Linked DNA regions of Homo sapiens: all the other regions are linked to region 1. A link is a loop called in an ENCODE intact Hi-C map of the cell type or tissue named here. Cell type or tissue: mammary epithelial cell. All regions are shown on one strand. Links, peaks and the distances in the headings refer to the core of each region. The heading gives the core; the rest is flanking DNA.

Region 1 (8,006 bases), core at 1,667-6,666:
GGCATTTGAGAAATAAATTTGGGTTTTAAAAACATGAATTATAAATGTTTACATTTCGGATTCTGGGTATAAATTTGAAGCTATAGAAATAACCAAAAGTGAAAAAGAGTGGTAGTAGTTCATAATTTGCTCTAATTACATATATCAAATCAATGGCCTGGTAGGAAGCAAGAGGGTTCACTCAGAAGATTTAAATTAACAATGGTTTATTAAAGAGGAGCTATTTACAGATCTGTGAGCGCGGTTCAAGGAATGAACAAGGCACAGTGAGACACTCAGCTGCTGGAGCCAGGGAGGAAGGGGCAAAGAGACGGTGGAAGCTGAAAGAGACAGAGAAAAAGCTACGGAAGCCGACCCCCCAGCAGCTGCTGCCAGCTGCAGGTGTGCAGGAAGTGAGTGCTGTTGTGTGGGAGGAGATGGCAGAGTGGTGATGATACCCAAACTGCCTTCTTCTTTTTCCTTCTACTTTATTACCCACTCCCTGCCAACACCTCCCATTACTGACCCAACAAGAAGCCAGAGAGTTAGGAAGCAGCCCAAATAGGGCACCAAGTCAGGTAGATGAACAAAAAATAAACTTCTCATCCTTCTGAGATTCTACTAGCAGTATCATTGACCCCTGTTTGTGCCTCAGATAGAGACTTTGGATTTAAGGGAAGCTACGTTATGCTGAGGTATAGCCGTTCCTGCCCTGTGTATTTATCCTACTTTAAATCCTTAGCCAAACTGGAATTTAATCTAATGTTACATTGGAGGTGTGTCTGTTACACAGAAACAGTCCAATCCATATGGGTAAAAAACTGATATAAATAAATCCATGGGAAATGGTTGGTTAAGCACTTAATATATCCTTAAAATTTAAAGAAAAAATTTGCAATTAAATTTAAATTACTGTATTAAAGTACTATAATGTTGTTGATAATTTAGGGGAGTGTTTAGCGGCTTGACTTTTGCTCAACAAGAGATTTTCTTGGTAGCTCTTACTAATCTACATTATTTCTCTTCTGGCCTTTTCAGGCATATGACAATCTCAAAAGATTGTTTTTCTGAGGCTAAATACAAGAAAACTCTACCACAGTGAAGAAAAAAAGCATAGATTTCGGAAATAGAAACTATAGGTTTGATACTAACTGCTGCATACATGCAATCTTTGGAAAATTGTTTACAGTTTTATAATGTCAATATCATCTACAAAAATTTAAAGAACCCAACTTTACCTCTAGGTCTGTAGTTAGGATTAAATAAGATAAATTATATAAAAATGTCTACTGCAGTGCCTAGATCATAGCATGTCTTCAAAAAAGTTTTCTTTCTTCTGACAAAATTTTCTAATCACCTACTTTAGGCCCTTTTTCAGAGAATATACTTCAAATTAGAACATGAAGTCTTCTAAATTGTGCCTATGTCTGAGTAGATGCTGCATAACTATAATGCTGTATTGAACAGAATTGAATCTTTGCCCCAAAGCATAGGATTTTTGCTTGTAGTAAAATGGAATAAACATATAGGCACATAAAAATATACTCTACATATGAGTAGGAAGAAAGTAAGAGCTGTGGGATATTCTAGTACAGGGTGAGTATCAAGAGCTAACAAGATGGTGAAGCCCTCACAAAAGAGATGAGGCTAAAGCTGGTTCTAGAAATATTGGAAGCATCTGGACACACATACCATATAGGGAAGGTTATTCCAGACCTGGGGAATTTCCTAAGCAAAGTAGCAGAGAAGAGTAAGCAAGGTATGTTTCGACAAATTAATAAATGAGGCCGACTTGAAAGGAAGGTTCATGGAATAGAGTAAGAATGGCTGCCTGGTAAATAAGAATTGGTTTGGCCAGGAGTGGTGGCTCACACCTGTAATCCCAGCACTTTGGAAGGCTGAGGCAGGCGGATCACAAGGTCAGGAGAACGAGACCATCCTGGCCAATATGGTGAAACCCTGTCTCTACTAAAAATACAAAAATTAGCTGGGTGTGGTGGCGTGCCTATAATCTCAACTACTTGGGAGGCTGAGGCAGGAGATCGCTTGAATCAGGGAGTTGGAGGTTGCAGTGAGCTGAGATCACACCACTGAACTCCAGTCTGGTGACAGAGTGAGACTCTGTCTCAAAAAAAAATAAAAATAAGAATTGGTTCGAGGATTACCTCAAGTGCTTAATCAGTTTGGATTTGAAGGTCTTGGAGCATTTTAAGTGATAGATAAAATACGTATTTTAAAAAATTAGTCTTGGGCAGAATTGATTTGGCCTAAGTTATAATCTATGAAAATGACAATGTATGAAAGTTATAATGTATGAAAATCTTCTGATAAAATCTTAGCATTAATTGAAAATATTGTGTATGTTTTCTTGTCATGTATAAATCAGGAAAGTATTGTTTCTTGTCAACATAAACTTAATAGCGTCTGATATTTGAGACTTATTGGTTAACTTTGAAATCTTCATGACCATTTTTTCTGGCAACTAGAACTAAAGAGACAATTGGCTCATAGAGCAAAAAATGAATGGAATTTAAGAGGAGAGGAAGGAGCTAGGATTTTGGATGCTCTTTTCATCCCTCATGAATATTGGAAAACTACATGACTTTGGAAGGATCTTTGGCATCAAACATAACTTAACTTTAATTTTGACTCTATCATTTTTTGGCTGTGCTGTCTTGGTGTAGCTACTTCTATCAATGTTGATTTCCTCATTAGTAAATGAAAAGAAATTATGCCTCCTTCTCAAGATCATTGTATTAAATGAGATATACATGTATGCCACAATGCGTGGCAAATACTAGAGGCTCAACTGATGTTATTTAGTTTTATTGTTGTTTTTGGTAAATGATGATATCAAGTGCAAAGGTCAGGTATAGAATACTCGCATAATAATGGTTGAACAAATTCTTATGATGACAATCATTAGCTGTAGTTATTATTTTTCAAATCTCTAATAAAGAAAAGCGAAGTTGTATGGGTCAAGAAAAGCCCTGGTTGTCACCCTTAGACTCCTTTGGCTTTGAATTCATTACCTAGTGATCTCTCTTCCCATTAACAGTTCTATGGCTCTTATTCTGGCTGGGGGAAAGGGCATTGGTACAACCCACAATACAGGCATATCTTCTTTAATACAAAACCTGTATGTAGGAGCTATTTCTCACCACCTCCTTGAATTTGAGAGTAACTTCAGGCCGATCATTTTTCCAGCCTGGGATCCCAAGGTGAGAGATTAAGTGCTTTTGTCATTATTTCTTGGAGAGATAGGGATGTTCAGCCTCCTGAACTGTGAGCCAGAGGCTTTTTATATGGAAAGAGCATTTTGATGTGAATTGTATTTTGTGAAATATGAATTTCAGCACCAAAATACTGTAGTCCTCACAGTTAACCTCTTGTTGAACATTAAATCAAATTATTGTTACTGGGAAAACTCCATTACATTACAAAGCAGAGCCAAGATTCTCAGGTTTACAAGCTTCATGTGCTAATTACATTCTGCTGCCGACAGCATGGGTGAGACTCTAAGGACATTTGGTATTCTAGAAGCTTATTTTATGGAGCCAAATTTAATCAGAATGTGGGTGACAAAAATGGATCATGACGTTAATGATCTACTGCATTAGAGTCCAAGTTGTTCATTGAGCGAGTGAGAGTAATGTTGTACAAGGTTTTTTTTCCCAAGAAATATTATTTTTCCTTACCTCCCCCAAGCAGTTCTGAATTGACCTTGGCAATGGAAACTAAAACCTCATTTAGGCCTGACAGAGAAGAGCTATGCCCTTACAGGTGCTAAGAGTATTGTTTGCTGGCTTTGAACACTAGATGGCAGAAATGCTCTTGTTAAGATTTGCCAAGTTGTCAAGGAGAGCAGTTTTATTGACAGCAATGATGAGCTCTCTTAATTAGTCACCCATACACATGAAAGCCACACAGGATGCTCTAATCGAAAGGGAGATGTACTTTGCAGTCCATAGGGAACTAGTTTTTACAATACGAATGGTTTGGCCGAGGATGCTTTTTATGAGGCCTGCCTATTCATTTCAGTAATGGAGTGGAGTCATCTAGGGCTTTGCTGCCCATTCATTAATGGGGAGTGTTAGGAGAAAAAGCCCTGACAGATCATTGTGTTTGCTCCTGAAAATCTCTGCATATGAGTTTTGGTGCCCAAGAAAAGACTGAGAGAAATAGCTTACTGCAATTTTTTCTCTCTCATGGTTGAGAGGAATGATTTGCTTCACAGCAGAGAAACCTAATTAAAGAATGGACCTTAGTAATGATCTAATAACCAGAATCTTGTCCAAGTGGTACTCAGCTATGTTACCATGCCTCAATATTATCTCTGACACTTTTTTGAAAAAAAAAAAGTAAGTGTCTCGTTATTACTCTAGCCACACAGAGTCAGAATCCCTGGAATATCTATATTGAAAAGGTATGTGGATGATTCTGAAGTGCAGAATTTTTATCCTTTAGTAATATTTTTAATTCCAGAATCAGAGTCAACCCTCCGTATGCTAAGTGCACTCGAAGGACCCAGTCTCCACAACAAAAAATTTTCTCTCAGCCTAACTGTAATGTGGATGTCTTCTCACTGGCCACTGGTTTGTATCAAAGACTCCTGGGATAAAGTGTAACAGTTATATAGAATGTAAGTCATTAGCAGACTTTAGCTTTATAGATTCAAATGATTTGATAGATTTTTCAAAAGTGATAAGTAAAGCACTGACTTAAAGCACTGAATTTCTCAGGGTTGAGAAAGGATTTTGACCTTAAATTTTGAGAAATACGGGGCTGAGTAGAGTATGGCACTGATACCACTAGTCACCTGGAAGGCAACATGTGAAGGGACTGGGGTTGTTATCAGGAAGGTGATGGGCTCTTGATCAGGAATTTGGAGGATACTTAAAAAAAGTCTTTGTCTGTTTTCTGACTCTACCATGGGCTGGCCAGGCTCTCTGCTGAGTATGAAAGAGCCCATTGAAAAGATATAATTTTAAGGACAGGAATGGAGAAGCTGCATCCAGTGGTTTCAATGGTACATTTAATCTCTAGGTGATCACAGAACAAAAGTCAAATCTTCTCATGTTGAACATTCACTTTTCTTTGTGTACAGGTTTTGGGGTTTTAGGAGTTGTTGGCGAGACTCTAAGACATTGAAATGAAAGGTTAAAAAGTGAAAAGTTCTATCAATCAGTCAAATGTGTGTGAGCCCAGTCTGCTTGATTATACTTTTCTTGTTGAGTTGATCTGCTATTTTAGTGTTATGAAGGCACAGTTTAAATTGCCACTCAATTTAAGTAGATTGTGTCTAACACTAGTCACTTCGGTGAAAAAAAATCAGTTGAACTTATTATTTGATGCCATGAAATACCAAAAACTTCCCTGATTTACTTAGCTTTTGATTCTTAAGTACTGTGTTAGCAAGGAAGTCCTAGCTAATCTGTTATGAAAAAATATCCAGAGAAATACCATTTTCTATTTTGGAGAAAAAAACATATTTATTAACTATGAATTAGCAAACTACTCCTCTATTTATTCATTAAATTTTACCAGAATCTTTTTCTCTTAACAGCTGCAGTAACATATTCATTATTATAACTTCATGAAAAATAAACACTGAATTCAAGAAACACAATAAATGTCTATGCCAGAATACATTTTGTATTCTTAGCTTAATCAACGTCTTAAATACCTGCTTTAGAAAACAGACTTGATCGACTTTCCAATATTTACAGTGATCTTGATGCAGTTCATACATAATGGCTAGATTTCAGAAACACTAAAAGGGAGCATAAGATGTACAGGAAAGTTTCCTCACTGAAAAAGATATTCATGTTTTCACAGCAGCCTGACTTTTTAAGTTTTGCAGATTACTACTATGCAGGGCATAGAATTGGAGTGAGTAATCCTCCTCATTCACTGATACTCTGATTTGAAACTTTTGCTGAAACCTGAAGAAACATACATTTCCCAAGCTATATTTTTTTTATTGCAGGCATGTATAAAGACTGCAATTATTTCTCAAGGAGAACCTGTCATAAATACTACATTGGAAGTTAGTCCAACATTTATAGCTTTAGCTTGGAGTTGCAATTGCTGGCAATATGTAAACATATTTGCCATTAGTGTTGAATAATGCTCCCTCACAGTCACAGAGAACATTGTTCTGCATTTGTGCTTCTTAATCTTGTTGAATAAGAGCATTGCAATGCAAGAAGGCTCATTGGCTAGTGTGGAAGTGGCAATGTGTTGCTTTTGAAAACTGGCTTGTAAATTTGTCCGGGTGAGCTGTTTTTATTAGTATGGTCACTGAAAGTATGGAATCATCAGACAGTAAGCAACCATTGGTAAGTGAGGCAGATGATAAACCCTTATTTAACTCTCCATTTATTATTTGGTTACTGATTTGCCTGCTTGTACTAAAAACAAAGATTTACTTTACTCAGGAAGGAAATAAATTTCTCTCTTGTTTTTTATTTTTGTTAAATAATCAGTTATGAATAAGGGGCATCAGGTCAACATTTCATATATGCTAATGATTGATTGGATAAGAGAGTTCTTTTCTTTAGACCTTCACCTTTGATTTCTAAATGAAAGGTGCTTTCAAAGACTGGCTGCCTGAAATAACACATGATGAATTTACATTACTCTATGGTTTCTTCAGGTAGGTGTGAATGCTTCTTATCAGGTGTGCCAATAAGTCATTTTGTCAAATGTGTAATTGAAACGTCAATGGAGTGGATGAACTCTGTGTAAATATTCAGCTCATCATGTAGTAGCAGGTAATAGAATCATTATTTTGCTAGATTTGAGCTATAGTGATTGGATCGAGGGACACTTTGAAACAGGAGAAAATCACTAACATCATTTGACATCATTCCACTTGGAAGTGGAAAAGTGATTCTATGTAAGGAAGACCTCTCTCACTCATTTCAGTCATCCTTAAATCATAGCATTATATGTCCTTGGAACAACTTTGTGTTCAGTTTTTGCAGTAAAGTCAGATAGGCTTAATGTCCTTTTAATTACCTTATGAATTTCAGGTAGTAGTTGTAAATTGATGTCTTAATATTTACTGTTAGGGAAGTTTCGTTTACCCTGCATACTTCTGGTCTGCAATTTTTAAAAAAAATTTATTGGTCATTCCCAACACTTACAATTCATACATTTTTAATTAAGTCCATGTTTTTGGTTTCAAGTCCATGTTTTTGGTTTCTTTAAAATAATGAACAATATGACAACACTGGCTCTGTGTTTATACAAACATAGATTGGAGTTACATAGCAGCTGCCACATTTAGACAGAAGAAGAAAAGTTCTTCGGTCTGCCACATTCTCCTGTCTTTCTTAATTTTTGCTCTGAGATTGCTAGCCTCCATTTCTTATCATGCTTGCATTGTTGTATTTGTGATAGTAGAGCTAAAAGGGAAATAAAACATTTCCCATAAAAATTGCTTATCAGAAGTGGGAAAATGAAAGCCAGAGGGAGAAGATCATATGTTTTCAGAAACAGTCATGGGATTTTCTTGTGAAATCTGTTTTTTCTAGATTTCTTCCATCTACTAATCTATGAGGCAAAAATGTCCACATTCAAAACCTGCTCCAGGCGGCTTTGCTCCATGTTTCAAACCTTCTTCCTCCACCCATGTTTAGTATGGAGACCACCGATACCTTGCTTTGTGGCACTGATACCTCATAGACTCTCAGGGACACGATTGCTCTTTCTAACTATAAGAAGTACTGATGACAACTGCCAAAGCTCTCCCAGTATGCTTAGTTTTTCTTTTGCTTAGTTTTGTATATTTTCAAAGAAAATCTGTGATTTTTCACCCTGGCATAGAACAATTTACACCCTGATTTTGTTTTACAAATTACAGAGCGGATAGACATAATAGGCAATCCTTTTGTGTGTGTGTGTGTGTGTGTGTGTGTACAGTATTTCATGATTCTTTACCTATCATTCCTGGTCACTCTCTAGAAACTGTATTATGATCATATAGATTCTGGAAGCAATCAGACGTAGACTTCTAGTTC
Region 2 (8,006 bases), core at 1,513-6,512, 390 kb after region 1:
AGCTACCTAAACTCTGCCTAGGAAAGTCCACCGTGGTGGGGCTGTGCAAGGCCTTGGGCGCCCACCCCTCATACAGGGATGCTAGACATAGAGTCAAAGGAGATTATTTTAGAACTCTAAGATTTAATGACTGCCCTGTGGGGTTTCAGTCTTGTGTGGGGCCTGTAGCTCCTTCCTTTTGGACACTTCCTCTCTCTTGGAGTGGGCATGTTTACCTAATTCCGGTGCTCCTATTGTATCTTAGAAGTAAATAATTGATTTTTATTTTATGGGCTCAAAGGTGGAAGGAGAGAAGTCTCAGATGAGACTTAAAAGACTTTCGACTTAATGCTGGAATGAGTTAAGACGTTGGGAGACTGTTAGGAAGAGATGATCATATTTTGCAGTGTGAGAAGGATATGAAACTTGGGGGTTCAGGGATGAAGTAATATAGTTTGGATATTTGTCCGCTCCAAATCTCATATTAAAATGCAATTCCCAGTGTTGGAGATGGGGCCTGATGGGACATGCTTCTATCATGGGGGCACATCACTCATGAATGGCTTAGCGCCACGTCCTTGGTGAAGAGTGAGTTCACACAAGGTCTGGTTGTCTAAAAGTGCTCTCGCTCTTGCCATGTGAGATACATGCTCCTCCTTTGCCTTCTACCATGATTGTAAGCTTCCTGGGGCCTCTCCTGAAGTCGATGCCAGTACTACACTTCTTGTACTGTCTGCAGAACTGTGAGCCAATGAAACTTCTTTTCTTTATAAATTATCCAGCCTCAGGTATTTCAGTACAGCAACACAATAATGGCCCAATTTAGCTAGTAAGACATTATTCCTGAGTTTGTCTGTGAGGGTTTCTGTATCAGGTTAGTATTAATTGGTGAACTGAGCAGAGCGGATGGGCTTCCCAATATGGGTCTGCATCATGCAATTTGTTCAGGGCTAGAATAGAGCAAAAACAAAAATAAAGGAGGAGCGAGTTGTTCTTTCTGCTTGTGCTGACATCATCTTCTTGACTTCAGTGCTTCTGATTCCCAAGCTTTTGGACTCAGATGGATACTTACACAACTGGTCCTCCGATTCTCAGGACTTTGGACTTGGGCTTATTTATACTACCAGCTTATTGGTTTTCTAGCTTGCAGATGGGAAATTGTGGGACTTAGTCTCCATAACTTCATCAGCCAATTCACATAATCAATATTCATATGTGTATGTATCTATATCTATATATCTCCTATTGGTTCTGTTTCTCTGGAAAACCCTGACTAATTCAGAGGTATGTAGTACATGGCCAAGGAATATTGGAGGAATTAATTAATAAAAGCCTATATTCATAAATTATAGTAACTACACATGATACAAAGCCATAAGTGTTTTAATTAATGTGATATCATCTTTGAAAAATACAGCTCTCTCTTTTTTTTAGGTAGAGCTTATAATTGTAACATTTACTAGACAAATTTAATTTCCTAATCATTAATCATTTCGTTAATCAATCAAACTTTGTTATTACCGTGAGTGGTTTCTTTTCTCATCTACTTTCTCCAGCTTTCTGGCATTAGGACCATGACTGCAATAGTCACTTTTTTGATCCCCATATTTATGCAAATGCAGTTTTTATTGCTCTCTCATCCCATCTCAATCAGATTTCTTCCACAAGCCCAAATATAATTGGAATCCTTATGAACAATTTAGAAATTCTAAGCTTATACTTGTGAGCGTCTGGCTTTTTCCACACACATCCCAATTTGCTCTGCCTTTGCATAGCTGTCAAATATTTAGACTACCCATGGAAGCATGCTGTAACTGCTTGTTGAGGAAAGAAAGGAGGAGGGTCTGAATTTTTTAAAGGTTTTTATGTAAGGGTTATCTCTATCCAGCCTATCTTCACCCTTTTTTTTTTTTTTCAAATAATACACTTTTTCTCTGTTTTTCTAGAATGAAAATAATAATATATTAAACAGAATATATTGCTATAAACAATAATGTTGGAGAAGGCAGAATACATGGGTTTTGATTTTCCTCTCTACTTATTATTTCTATATGCATTAAGTGTTTCACTTCATCTTTATGGACTTGAGTTATCACTTCTGCAAAATGTTATATTACTTGTCTTAAACAAGAGATGGATACTAGAATGTATCTTGAGTAGCCACTTAGCTCCTGGATCTATAATCTTAGCTCAGCAGAAGGTTGTTGTAGCAAAATAGAGTTACTCCTGAAAACATGAAGTACCAACACTTACATACATTTAGAATTTATACAATCAAATTCTATAAATTTGATTTTATAGAAACATCACTGAAACATCAAAACAGATATTACTTTTCATAGGAGAAGGATCGTAAAGAAAGGGCATTTGTACATGTTTCCACTCTACATCCATCCAGCCCTGTCAGTCCATTCCATAGTTCTCTATTTAATAATGGTTACCATGGAAAATAATATTTTAAAACTTTAACAAAGACATGTATATTAAATTATTCAGTTTTCAGATTTACTTTTTTCCCAAATTACACATTCTCTTGCATAAATAATACATTGAAAACAGCAAGTGAATTTTCAACTATTTTATTCTCTGCTTTTAACAGTGCCTCAAATAATTGTGAAATACAGATCTCAGAGCTAGAGGGGAGTCTCCAGAGACCTGTTCCTTCCAGGTGACTGTTTGATTTAAGCTTGCAGCAGTTCTAACGGATGCCAGTGTCTAATGACTGGTGGCCTCTTGAAAAGTTGTGAGTTGCGGTTTTTATTCCATCCTCTGAAAAATAGTCAATAGATGCAGAATTGAGCAATATTTGTTACTATTTCAAGGAAAAGACCAACTGGAAATGGATTAGAAGAGGATAAAAACGTCAGGCATTTTAACTTTACATTTCACAGCATGGCTTTGGAGAACCAGCAAAGCACAGGATTCATTAGACCTGGATTCAAGTACTGGCTGTGTCAATAATTACCAGTGTGACTTTGAACTTTAATTTCCACCTCCTAATAAATGAGTTGATTGCAATGAATGAAATATAAGTTCCTTTTTTTAATTATAAAGTTAATATATACAAATCACTGTAAAACTTGAAAACAGAAGCATTAAAAATCTAAAATCACTCATAAGAGTACAGCTATTTTTCATGTTATTAAAAATATAATTGTGTGATTTGATTCATATATAGAAAGTATAATTGATTTTTTCACAGGAATTGATTATAATTTAGCTTTTATCTTTTTAAAATTACAAAAGACTGATGAAAATATTTCCATATTTATGTTAGTCCATATATTTTATTATTCAGTAATAGGAAAATATTAGATCAAAGGATACCACTAAATTAGAATAAACATTTGAAAAAATCTTAAATTCTGAGCTAAGATTGTAAGTTTTCGTGAAGATTCAGAAGATATGGAAGGATTGGGCACGACCAATTTATGGCCAAGAAAGCTCTAAATTTAGCCTTTCTGAGGATAATCAACTAGAGTGCTCTGCACAAACTTCACCCTCAGCAAGACCCTATTTTTTAAAAAAAATAAATAAAAATCTAAAGGAGAGAAAAAATCTTAATGGTGAGGTTACAAAAAACTGTATATATTACATTGAGCTTTCAGGCTTGTTTCTCTAAACTGGCTTTTTGTGGTACCTGCAGGCATTTTCAATGATTGTTGTAAATAATTTCTGCTATATCCAATGTCGGGCAAACATTTTGCTGAGGAGCAATTTTGATTGTGTATTTGAGAGACAAAAAACATTGCAACATTTTTGCTCTGGCTGCGTACTTTTCGGTTGAACTTTTAAAGCATCATGTCTGTCAGCGTATACCTTACAGTCTTATTTAACTGTCATATTAGGGAAGGTAAGTGTGCATTCTCCAAATTTGTCACTAGATGGAAGAAGAGAACTTTCATTAGATTCCAGTATAGGCATTTTACTTGCTAAAATTTCAATATAGATAGCATTTAGTTAGATTCCATTAGATAAATGGATTTGGTGAGATTCTATTGTATCTCTTTGAAGCCACTGGCAAATTTTGTTCATCTTCAAAATGTTTAGAACATCTCTCAATGCATGGAGCTACAGAAATTTGTAGAGCCTTCTGTCTATGGTGGCAAGGTTATGCTGAGGAGTGGCCATTGCTGCTGAAACAAGTTTGTCAGTCTGGAGGTCTTGCAGATATACCTGGCCTGAGGACGAGCACACATCACACCATCCGTCTTTGGCCCTGAATCTTCTGAGGGTAGCTCTCTGGCATTCCTCTGAGCAGACTGTAGCTTGATCAGGAGCATAGTAAAACTGGCAACACGCCCTTTTCAAAGATACAGTTTAAATTTTGCAGCGCTATGTGCCTGTAACTTTAAGATTGTAAATTTCTGTTTTTTTTGTAACCTCTAGTCATTTGGTTATTTCATTTTCTTTAAAGCTATTTTTCAGCTGCTCATATCTAGACACCATGATCCTTTCTGTCTTGATGTCCCTCCAATATCTTTGATCAGATTTTAAAAATATTGTCCACGTAATCTAGTTTTTTTAATGAAATGATTTATAGAAATTACCCAGACTGCCATCGCCATATGACTCTAATTTGTTCAAATATGCCCTGCATATACACACATCTTTGTACACCAAGTAGGTTGTAATTATATGTTTGATCAATTTTAGCATAGAATACTTAACAATAAATACTATTATGTGATGTATCTTATGAATTTTCTAACAGATTAAATTCAATACTTTAAAAAATTTGTTTTCTTTTATTTTGTTATTTTATAGTGATCCTAGCACAACATGAGAACTGCAGTCTTGACAAATCTTAAGTTTACATTATTGTTGACTGTAGGGATAATGTTATACAACAGATTGCTAGATATTTTTATATTTATTTATATTTATATTTTATTTTAATTTATATTTATCTTGTTTGACTGAAACTTTATACTCATTTTCTTTGACAATCATGATTCCACATTTTGATTCTATGAATTTGACTAACTTAAATTCTTCATGTAAATGTTGTCATGCAGTACTCGTCTTTCTTTGCATGTGTTTTATCTCACTTAACGTAATGTGTTCCAGGTTCATCCATGCTGTCACACATTGCAGAATTTCTTTCCTTTTAAAGGCAGAATAGTATTTCATTAGTTGTATATATCACATTTTCTTTATCCATCCAGATATCAATGAACAGCTAAATTGTTTCCACATCTCAGCTATTGTGAATAGTGCTTCAGTGAACATTGAAGTGCTAATATCTCTTTGAGATTCTAGTTCCAGGTTTTTTTTTGGATAAGCATCTATAAGTAAGATTGCTGGTTATAGGGTAGTTCTATTTTTAATTTTTTAAGAAACCTCCATGCTGTTTTCCATAGGGGCTTCACAATTTGACATCTGCATTAACAGTGTAAAAGGAATCTAATTTCTCCATATCCTTGCCAATATTTGTTATCTTTTAGGTTTTTTGATACTAACCATCCTAACAGATATGAGGAGATATCTGATTGTAGCTTTTAGTTTTATTTCTCTAAAGATTAGTGATATTGAGCGATTTTTCATATACCTGTTGGTCATTTGTATTTATTCTTTTGTGTGTGTGTGAGACAGAGTCTTATTCTGTCACCCAGGATGAAGTGCAGTAGTGCAATCATAGCTCACTGCAACCTCAACCTCCTGGGCTCAAGTGACTCTCCCAGCTCAGCCTCCAGCTGAGCTGGGACTACAGCCATGTCATGCCTGGCTTTTTTTATTTTTTGTAGAGACGAGGTCTTGCTATGTTGCCCATGCTGGTCTTGAACTCCTGGCCTCAAGCAATCCTCCCGCCTTGGCCTCTCAAAGAGCTGCAATTACAGGCCTGAATCCATGCCCAGCCATGTATGTCGTCTTTGGAAAAATATCCATTCCAGTACTTTGTCCATTTTTAATGACCTAAATTCTGTGGGATTTTTTTAGTGGTTTTGATATTGAGTTATAGAAGTTTCTTATATATTTTGAAAAGTAATCCCATATCTGATATATGGTCGCAAATATGTTCTCTCATTCAATAAGTTTTCCTTTCTCCCTCTTGATTTTTTTTTCTTTGCTGTGAAGAAGCTTTTTAGTTTGATGCAGTCCTCTGTGTCTGTTTTTGCTTCAGGTACTTGGGCTTTTGGTGTTAAATCCATGAAATCATTGCCAAGACTAAGATCATAAAAAATTTCCCCTATGTTTTCTTTAATATGTTTACAGTGTCAGATTTTACACTTAAGTTTCTAATCTATTTTGAGCTAATTTTTTGTGTATGGTGAAAATTTATCCCTGCTCTCTTTTTGTTACCATTTGGATAGAATATATTTTCCCATGTCTTCACTTTTACCCTATGTGTGGTTTTAAATCTACAGTGAGTTTTTTTGTGAACAGTGTATTTGGGTCTTTCTAAAAAGATTTATTCAGCTACATATGTCCTTTGATTGCAGTATTTAGTCTATTGAAATTTCAAGTAATTATTGATAGTGATATAGCTACCATTACCATTTTAACCGTTTAATGAGTCTCTTTTAGTACCTTGTTTCCTTTATTGCTGTCTCCCTTTGTGTGCTGTTGATTGTTTTTTATTAATATGCTTTCATCCCTTTCTTTTTTCTTTTGTGTAACTTGTATAGGACTTTGTTGTGGCTACCTGTGGGTTATATAAAATATCTCATAGTTATAAGAGTCTATTTTAAGCTGATAAGAGCTTAAGTTCAATTGAATACATAGCTCTACATTTTATTTCTCTCTTCCCCCACACATATTTAATGCTATTGTCATCTCAGTTTACACCTATTCTTATTTTGTATGTTTTAATACATTTTTACTTATTATGCTTGTAATACTTTTTAAACTTTTATACTAGAATTAAAAGTGATTTACTTGCCACTATAGTATATAGTATTCTGTATTAATCTACATATTTACCTTTAACAATGAATTTTATATTTTCTTATGTTATTGTGGTGCTATTTAGCATTTTTTCTTTTCAAGTTGAAGAACTTCCTTTAGCATTTCTTGTAAGCAGGTCTAGCAGTTAGGAACTCCCTCAGGTTTTGTTTGATGGAGAAGTTCTTTATATTTTCTTAATTTTTGAAAGACAATTTTATACTCTAGGTTAACGTTTTGGTTTTTTTTTTCCTTTCATCACTTTGAATAAAACATCTCATGTACTCTGGCCAGTGAGTTTTCTGCTAAACATTCTACTGAGAGTTTTATGGAGGTTTATGTGACAGATTGGTTTTCTCTTATTGCTTTAAAAATTCTATATTTTATCTTTTGCCAGTTTGATTTTAGTGTGTCTTCATTTGGATTCATCTCATTTGATGTACTTCGGGATTTGGGATTTGGATATCCGTTGCCTTTCCAGATTTAGGAAGTTTTCAGCTGTTATTTATTTGAATAATCTTTCTTGATTTTTCTTTCTCTCTTATTTTGAGATTCCATGATGCCTTTACTTGTCTGCTTGATTGGTTTCATCATTCTCTTAAAATTTCTCCACCCTTTTTAATTCTTTTATTTTTAATTTTTACTCTCTCTTTTTTTTTTTTTTGAGACGGAGTCTCGCTCTGTCGCCCAGGCTGGAGTGCAGTGGCGGGATCTCGGCTCACTGCAAGCTCCGCCTCCCGGGTTCACGCCATTCTCCTGCCTCAGCCTCCCGAGTAGCTGGGACTACAGGCGCCCGCCACTACGCCCGGCTAATTTTTGTATTTTTTTTTTTTTAGTAGAGACGGGGTTTCACTGTTTTAGCCGGGATGGTCTCGATCTCCTGACCTCATGATCCGCCCGCCTCAGCCTCCCAAAGTGCTGGGATTACAGGCGTGAGCCAACGCGCCCGGCCAATTTTTACTCTCTTAAATGAGTTGTTTGCAGTGAGCTGTCTTTGAGTTTGCTGACCTTTTTTTCTGCCTAATCCAATCTTCTCTTAAATGCCTCTAGTAAATGTTTCGGTTCAGATATTGAATTCTTTGGCCCCATGATTTTAGCTTGGAACTTTTTATATTTTCTATCTCTATGAAAATTCTCATTTT
Region 3 (8,006 bases), core at 1,513-6,512, 1.2 Mb after region 1:
TCTTTTCTATAAAATTTTCAGTTTCTTGAGAGCAAAAACTGGTTGCCACAATGACCAGTATATAGTTGGTGCTAAAAACACATATGTTGAATAAAATTGAATACATATTCCTAATTTCAAAGTAATTGTACATGTTACAATGTACTTAAAAAACAGAAAAATTGCCAGTTTCACATTCACTATCTTTATTGATGGGTTCAAGTCTATGAAATTTTTGCCTATCATATATCCCAAAGCACAATAAAGCAGTTTCAAAGACATTTTAACACACTTAAGAAAAGGAGCTTCTGAATTAAAGCCCACCACTTTCATATTAACATTAATACATTTTGATTCCATATAGTCACAATAGAGTTTATAAGACTTGTCCAAATCGAAGCTGAAAAATGTTATGATGGCCATTCACTTTTAATTAAATACAAGCATTAAAAGAAATACTATTTATATTAGCAATAGAAAACAGAACTTCTAAATCACTTATAAGATTCAGGATTTTATTTTCTTACTCTTCTAAAATAGTTCATTTAACTTTTATTTGTATTTTTCTAAAATTTATCAGCCACCAACTTACAGTGTGAGCCCACTCAGAGAAAAATTTAAATCATCAGGATAATAATTAATATTTATAAAACAAGGTATTTATAGAAAGCTTTTTTATATGTATACTATTAATTATACATGGTATTTTATCACTCTCACTATAATAATATTTTAATTAAAACCTTGCCTTGAAAGATAATTTGGGATATCTCAAAAAAGTAAAGTTCTATATGATAAAAGAATGTTAACTATTTTCTGTAAGCAATCTTAAGCTTTTTAATTTACCAAAATAAACACATTCAATATAAGTTTCATGTGATATGTTGATTTGGAGTTTGCTAACAAAATAGTCATATATGCATACAGTGGAAAATACATAAATTTAAAACATATCCAGATTAAGTGAAGCTTACAAATGGAGACAATTCATATATATTTATCATTGTTAGATAAATTAGTAATTAGTACATTGTGCATTCTAGAAAAACAAAAAGCATATTCTTTGTCTAGGTTCAATAATAGTCATCTGAAATATGCTCTGTACCTGTGGATGAAATAAGTAAAAGAACATAAAATGTATGAATAAATAGGGTGAAATTTACAGAGACTACTTTTGCTGTCTTGTGATTCGGTCATTTATGAGTGTTAAGGATTTTTCTCAGTACAGTTCAGAATATTAATCAATGCCTTCTACTTACAGGAGGGTCTGCATCTTCAGCATAAACTGTTGTGATAGGTGTACCCTTGACTGCATCCGGAGCCACCATCCCTTTGTATATTCGTTTACTAAAGACAGGAGGATAATCATTCATATCCTGTAAAACACAATTAGGAGTTTAGTACTTCAGTTGAAACCAGGTTAGGGATACAGTTACTAGATTGACTCCCAGTCTTCATATCACACAACTTATTTACCACTGTCAGCCTTCCATCCTCTCAATTCCATTACTCTCATTTCAGACTGGCACCTCAGAGGAAACTGCCAGAGTTCTCATACAATATTAATGTGTGGATATCAACTGAAGGCCGTTCCACTGGAATAAAGTCTTTCACCCTCAAAAACATGCCTTTTGGAGACTGAAGTGACCCTGGAATTTTTTTCTAACTTCTAATGGTAAGAGGTAAAATTTTAACATTTGAAAATAAGAACAAGTTTCTTTAAAAGCTACATTCTGTGAAGCAGGCGTAAAAGATTTTTTTTAAATGCTCTTTATATGTTTTTATAGCAATGTAAATTATTTTATATACTTAGCATAATACTGACTAGAACATTTCAGATACAAACTGTGAAATATCCTTTGTTGCCATTTTACATGATAAAAGGAGATTTTCTCTGCAGCGCACTAAAATAATGACACTTAAGATTAGATATATTTATACACAGAAAACAATGTTAATTTACTGAATTTTTTTCAGAGCAACTTATATGTATCTTATTTTTCCAATTTGGCGCTATATATGCATTGTTATTCATGCATTGTCAAGTTCATTAAATAAATAGTTATCAGGTATTTCCCACTTTCATCAGATATTTAGCACTTCAGTGCGAGGCACTGAAGATACTGTTGTGACTCAAGAAAAAGATGTCCCTGTCTTTGTGTCACTTAACTGCCATTAGGCTAGTAAAAATACTAATCTGCAGAAAGGCTAGTAACTTTGACTAAATTAATCTACTTATCAGGGCCAAAATAATAAATCAAGTCCCCTGAAAGGAAGACCATATTTTTCTGAATCATTTTATCTTTTAGAGATAATTGTATATAATCTTTTGTCAATAAATAATGCTTATTCATATGGCAGATTTATTTATTTATAATATTTTAATAATCCTTACCCTACCGTGTTTTGGGTAGTGTGGGTCAAACATATTTGAACTGAAACCTAAATTTGTTAATTATCTGCTCTTCTCCTCCAAGTCCCCTTTTTCTCACTTGCTAGTAAAAACAAAATTTAAAAAATTCTACATATTCTTTGATATTTGCTTAGACACAACAATTTTCCTGTACAGTATTAAGCTGGAAACACATAAATTAACAGATCTCAAACTTCTCTTTTTGCAAAGAAGTCAGAATAATTATTTCTTACTATCAAACAATGCTTCCTTTTATATTCGCCATAGAGTTGAGTTCTGAGTAGTCAATATGAATAAACCTGCATATTCTAATAGGAGAACTTGAACTGTACACAAAACTGAAAAATAAAAAATATCATTTCTTCTGTTTTGAAATACAGTATTCACCATCTCTTCTATGAAAAATATTTTTACAATAAATTATGGACTTTAGAATCTGAACAAGTAAATGAACCGAGAAGTTTTAGTTCTCTATAATGAGGACTGTGAAGGGTATTGATCTTGAGGCTCCATGCAGGGAGTAAATATATAAAACATTAGCATTCACACATTTTCGTGCCCTTTCCAAGAGTGCCAATTAACTTAATAAGTGGATGTGGTAACTAAGGGTGTGGAAATCCTTTAGCACCCCTAAATTGTAACTTCTGAAGGTTCGAAAGGAAGGAGCCCAACACTGCAATGTTTCCATGCATGAGTTTCCAATGAGCTCATTATGTTCTTAAAAATTTTATTCTTTATTTTATTCTCAGGGGAAATTTAAAACCTTAATGTCACAAGGTACTTTTTGGAAAATTTGATTCTTCAGAAACAAAAAAAATGTATATACTTTTCCAATTATGTCAACACAGCTGTTCACAGTGTTGAATATGATGAACTTTTTATTTGCTTGGGAAGTATTCATTGGATTCACCTTCTAACTTGAATGTACAGTGATTCACAAACTGATTAGACACACACCTAAGACTGTAAATGACTGAAGCCTATGAAAAGATTGGTTCTCTTCCCCCTTTATTTTCTATTGACAGGATGAAGAATAAATTAATGTAGTTATTGTAGTAGTATTTCTTTTTATGGCACGTTGTACATACTTTGGGGTTATAATCTTTCATTGTGGTTACAAAAGCAGCTAGTTGCATATAGTTTTTCCACAATGCATTATTTCAAGAGGAGAAATGTATTGAAATGCAATTCCAACAAGCATAATCAATAGTTCACTGTATTTATGCTCAGGGACATCTGAACAAAAATGTATATAAATCGGCTTCTGTGCAAATGTTCTCTTGTGCAGTAAATTAAGGACTCGCTCAGCACTCCAAAACCATGCTCTTTTCTCTTGCCCATTATTCCACTAGAGGGTAGTATTAGCAAAAAGAAATATTTCCTCCTCTGTAGTTAAGAATTGTATCACTAAAACCCATAATATTTGTTTCTTTTGGTAAAAATTTTTATTGGTCTCAACAAAAAATAGTTTTAATGCTTCAAAAGAGTATTCTGAATGTTATGATTTACAACTTGAAAAACCTTATGGTTTTTTTCTTAAGGAAAACTTTAAAAAATGGTTATACTCATAAAGCCTGCAATTTGTTTCCATGTGTCAAGCAAATAAAATTATACCTGAAGGTGTAGGTAGCTAACAGGAGAAAACTATGTTTTATTTATTTATTTGCTACATTAGAGTCTGTAATAATCACAGAAACCTTTTCTCCTTTAGCAGACTACCAAGAAGATGTAAGGAATCTTTTTAATGATCATGCTAGGAAGATAAGAACTTGCTGGTAAGTTTGTAAATGTAATGACAAGTTGAAGTTCTACACACACAAAAAAAATAAAAATAAAGAGAAAAAGATGATAAAATTTTTGATTTTCTGGAATCACAGGCAAAAACCTATAGAACAGTTTTTATTTAGAAGATAAGTAGAAAGTTCTAACTAGTTGGAACTTGATCATCTTTTTAAAAATAACGTGTAGGCTGGGCACGGTGGCTCGCATCTGTAATTCCAACACTTTGGGAGGCTGAGGTGGGCGGATCACCCAAGGTCAGGAGTTCGAGACCAGCCTGGCCAACATGGCGAAACTGTGTCTCTACTAAAAATACAACAATAAGCCTGGCATGGTGGCGGGCACCTGTAATCCCAGCTACTCGAGAGGCTGAGGAAGGGAGAATTCCTTGAACCCAGGAGGCGGATGTTGCAGTGAGCCGAGATCGCGCCATTGCACTCCAGCCTGGGTGACAGAGTGATACTCAGTCTCAAAAAAAAAAAAAAAAAAAAAGATATGTATATAGCAAATGCCAGTCCTTACCATACTAAAGCTAATTCAGGCTCTATGAGGAGACACAGACAGTATAAGCCAATGGGCGGAATGACTTTAGTTGTTTCTGTCTTATGGTCTAGCATTAGCATTATCCTTGTTGAGCTATATGGCTGCTCTATAATGCCTTGAGGTTTATGGAGCCGATACCTACTTTTACGTGGGTGTATGGTTGATTGTTTGCCTCTTACCAGTTCTGTTTTCCACTACTAGACACTTTCTATTTGCTGTCCAAGTTGCTGTTTCTCATATTTCTCATATTATTAGCATTCTGCTGGGTTTTTTTCTCTCTCAATTTCTGTATTGTCTCCTTGTCTTTACTGACTTATTTCCCTTCTTTTATGCTTCTGCATAAAAAGTCATAAAAGGCTACATCTGCAGCTAAAGAAAATATTTGATATTTTTACTGCCAGGCTAGGCATATTCACCACAAGCTGATTTAAGAGGCCATGGGCCATAAGTGAACATTGGTGGTAGCCTGGCAGTACTCCCCAAGGGTCTTTGATAGTGGCACAGGGTAAGGCTCCTCTGCTTGTGGAGAAGGACTGTTTCTCATAGGTTGAGTGCCTGCTCAGCCACAGTACACAAGAACACAAGGTAGAATTCTAAGGTTTTGACTTCCAGACGGTAACTTTGAACCTGTTCAGGGCCTGGGAGATTTTTGCCACCCTGAAGGGAAAGACACAGGTCTGGCTGGCTTTGCCACCTGCTGATTATAGAGACCCATGGCCTTGAACAAACTTAAGTGGTAGCCAGGGTGGTTACAGCAGGTCTTGGACAAGACCCAGTGCTGTGCTGGGTTTAGGTCTGACCCACTGCAGTCCCAGCAGTGGGGTCCACAGGGGTGCTTGTGTCACCCCAACCCCAGCTCCAGGTGGCTCCAAACAGAGACACTCTGTCTGGGAGAGAGCAAGGGAAAAGAACAGGAGTTTCTGCCTGGTAATTAAGGGAATTCTTCTGGATCTTATCCAAGACCATTAAGGTAGTAAGAGTCTGCCAAGAACCACAGTGTTACTGGGCTTGTGGTGCCTCCTAAAGCAGATACAGCTTTAGCAACACCTACATCCTTTCAAATACCTGAAAAGCTTTCCAAATAACAAATACGAAGAAGTCCAGACTGTGAAGAATACAATAAATACCCAACGCTTAAATGCCCAGACACAGACAAACATCCACAAGCATCAATATCATCCAGGAAAACATGAAGTCACCAAATGAACTAAACAAGCCACCAGAAACCAATCCTGGGGAAACAGAGAGAGTGATCTTTCAGACAGAGAATTCAAAATAGTTGTTTTGAGAAAACTCAAAAAATTCAAGATAACACAGAGAAGAAATTTAGAATTCTATCAGATACATTTAACAAAGAGATTGAAATAATTTTAAAAATCAAGAAGAAATTCTGGAGTTGAAAAATGCAACTGACACCCTGAAGAATGCATCAGTTTTTTAATAGCAGAATTGACCAAGCAGAAGAAAGAATTAGTGAGCTTGAAGACAGCCCATTTCAAAATACACAGTCAGAGGAGGCAAGAGAAAAAAAAGAACAAAATCAATGAAACATGACTACAAGATCTAGAAAATGGCCTCAAAAGGGCAAATGTAAGTGTTATTGGCATTAAAGAGGAGACAGACAAAGAGATAAGGGTAGAAAGTTTATTAAAAGGAATAATAATGAAGAACTTCCCAAACCCAGAAAAGGATATCAATATCCAAGTACAAAAGATTATAGAACTACCAGCAGATTTAACCCAAAGAACACTAGCTCAAGTTATTTAATAATCAAACTCCCAAAGGTCAAGGATAAATAAAGGATCCTAAAGGAGTAAGAGAAAAGAAACAAATAACATACAATGGAGCTCTAATACATCTGGCAGCAGACATTTAGCAGAAACCTTACAGGCCAAGAGAGAGTGGCATGTCATACTTAAAGTGCTGAAGGACAAAAAAAATTCCTAGAAGAGTATATCTGGTTAAAATATCCTTCAAACAGGAAGGAGAAATAAAGACTTTCCCAGACAAATAAAAGCTGAGGGATTTCATCAACACCAGACCTGTCCTATAAGAAATTCTAAAGAAAGTTCTTCAATAAAAAAAGAAAGTTCGTGAGTAATAAGAAATCATCTGAAGATACAAAACTCACTGGTAATAGTATGTACACAGGAAACACAGAGTATTATAACACTGTAACTGTGGTGGTGTATAAAATATTCTTATGTTAAGTAGAAAGACTAAATTATGAAACAAAAATAACTACAATCACTTTTCAAGACATAGTAAAATAAGGTATAAATAGAAACAATAAAAACTTAAAAAGCATGGAGATGAAGTATAGAGTTTTTATTAGTTATTTTTTCTTGTCTGTTTATGCAAACAGTGTTGTTATCAGCTTAAATAAAGGGTTGTATGATAGTATTTGCAAGCTTGATGATAACCTCAAACCAAAAAATGTACAATAGATACATAAAAAATAAAAAGTCAACAAAATCAAAGCACCAGAGTATACTACCTTCACTTAAAGGAAGACAGGAAGGAAAGAAAGAAAGAAGACAAACCATAAGACAACCAGAAAGCAAATAACAAAATGGAAGCAATAGGTCCTTAGTTATAAAAAATAACATTGAATGTAAAGGGATTAAGCTCTCTAATCAAATGACATAGAGTGGATGAACGGATTAAAGAAAAAAAAGACAAAATGATCTGTTGCCTACAAGAAACACACTTCACCTATAAAGACACACATAGACTGAAAATAAACACATGGAAAAATATATTCCATGCTAATGGAAACCAATAAACAGCAGGAATATCTGCAATTACAGGAAACAAAACAGATTTCAAGACAAAAACTACACAGAGAGACAAAGAAGGTCACTATATAATGATAAATGTATCAATTTATCAGGAAGATATAACAATTGTAAATATATATACATATATGTATATATATACATGTATATATATACATATATGTATATATACATGTGTATACATACATATGTATTCAGTGTGTGTGTGTATATATATATACACATACACACACACATATATATTTTCAACATTGGAGAGCTCAAATATATAAAGCGAATATTATTAAAGCTAAAGAGCCAGATACATCCCCAAACAAAAATAGCTGGAAACTTCAACATCCCACTTTCAGCACTGGACAGATCTTCCAGAAAGAAAATCAACAAAGAAACATCAGACCTAATCTCCACTGTAGAACAAATGGATCTAACAGTTACTCATAGAGCATTTCATCCAACACCTGCAGAATACACATTCTCCTCAGCACATGGATCAT

Evidence for each region. Hi-C counts contacts between places; a loop is a spot of excess contacts. Peaks named below come from ENCODE experiments on the same cell type or tissue, not always from the same donor. Only the 100,000 strongest peaks of a DNase experiment are listed, where the experiment ranks them.
Region 2: it touches region 1 in a loop (8-fold over the local background); 6 of 110 quality-filtered maps call a loop at or near these places.
Region 3: it touches region 1 in a loop (9-fold over the local background); 2 of 110 quality-filtered maps call a loop at or near these places.

The regions. Positions count from the first base shown.
Region 1 is chr10:52,814,325-52,822,330 of GRCh38, forward strand. No RefSeq gene overlaps it. Among named protein-coding and RNA genes, the nearest start is that of MBL2, 46 kb to the left of the region's middle. In mammary epithelial cell, for the core only: a CTCF peak has its summit at 3,781 (motif pointing right); a DNase peak (open chromatin) is centred at 3,827; H3K27ac peaks cover 290 bases.
Region 2 is chr10:53,206,280-53,214,285 of GRCh38, forward strand. No RefSeq gene overlaps it. Among named protein-coding and RNA genes, the nearest start is that of LINC02672, 180 kb to the left of the region's middle. In mammary epithelial cell, for the core only: a CTCF peak has its summit at 3,854 (motif pointing right); no DNase peak of the experiment used is centred there.
Region 3 is chr10:53,994,411-54,002,416 of GRCh38, forward strand. It overlaps PCDH15 (protocadherin related 15), which reads right to left. Exons shown (of 38, transcript NM_001384140.1): 21 at 1,239-1,355. Among named protein-coding and RNA genes, the nearest start is that of MIR548F1, 610 kb to the right of the region's middle. In mammary epithelial cell, for the core only: a CTCF peak has its summit at 3,747 (motif pointing right); no DNase peak of the experiment used is centred there.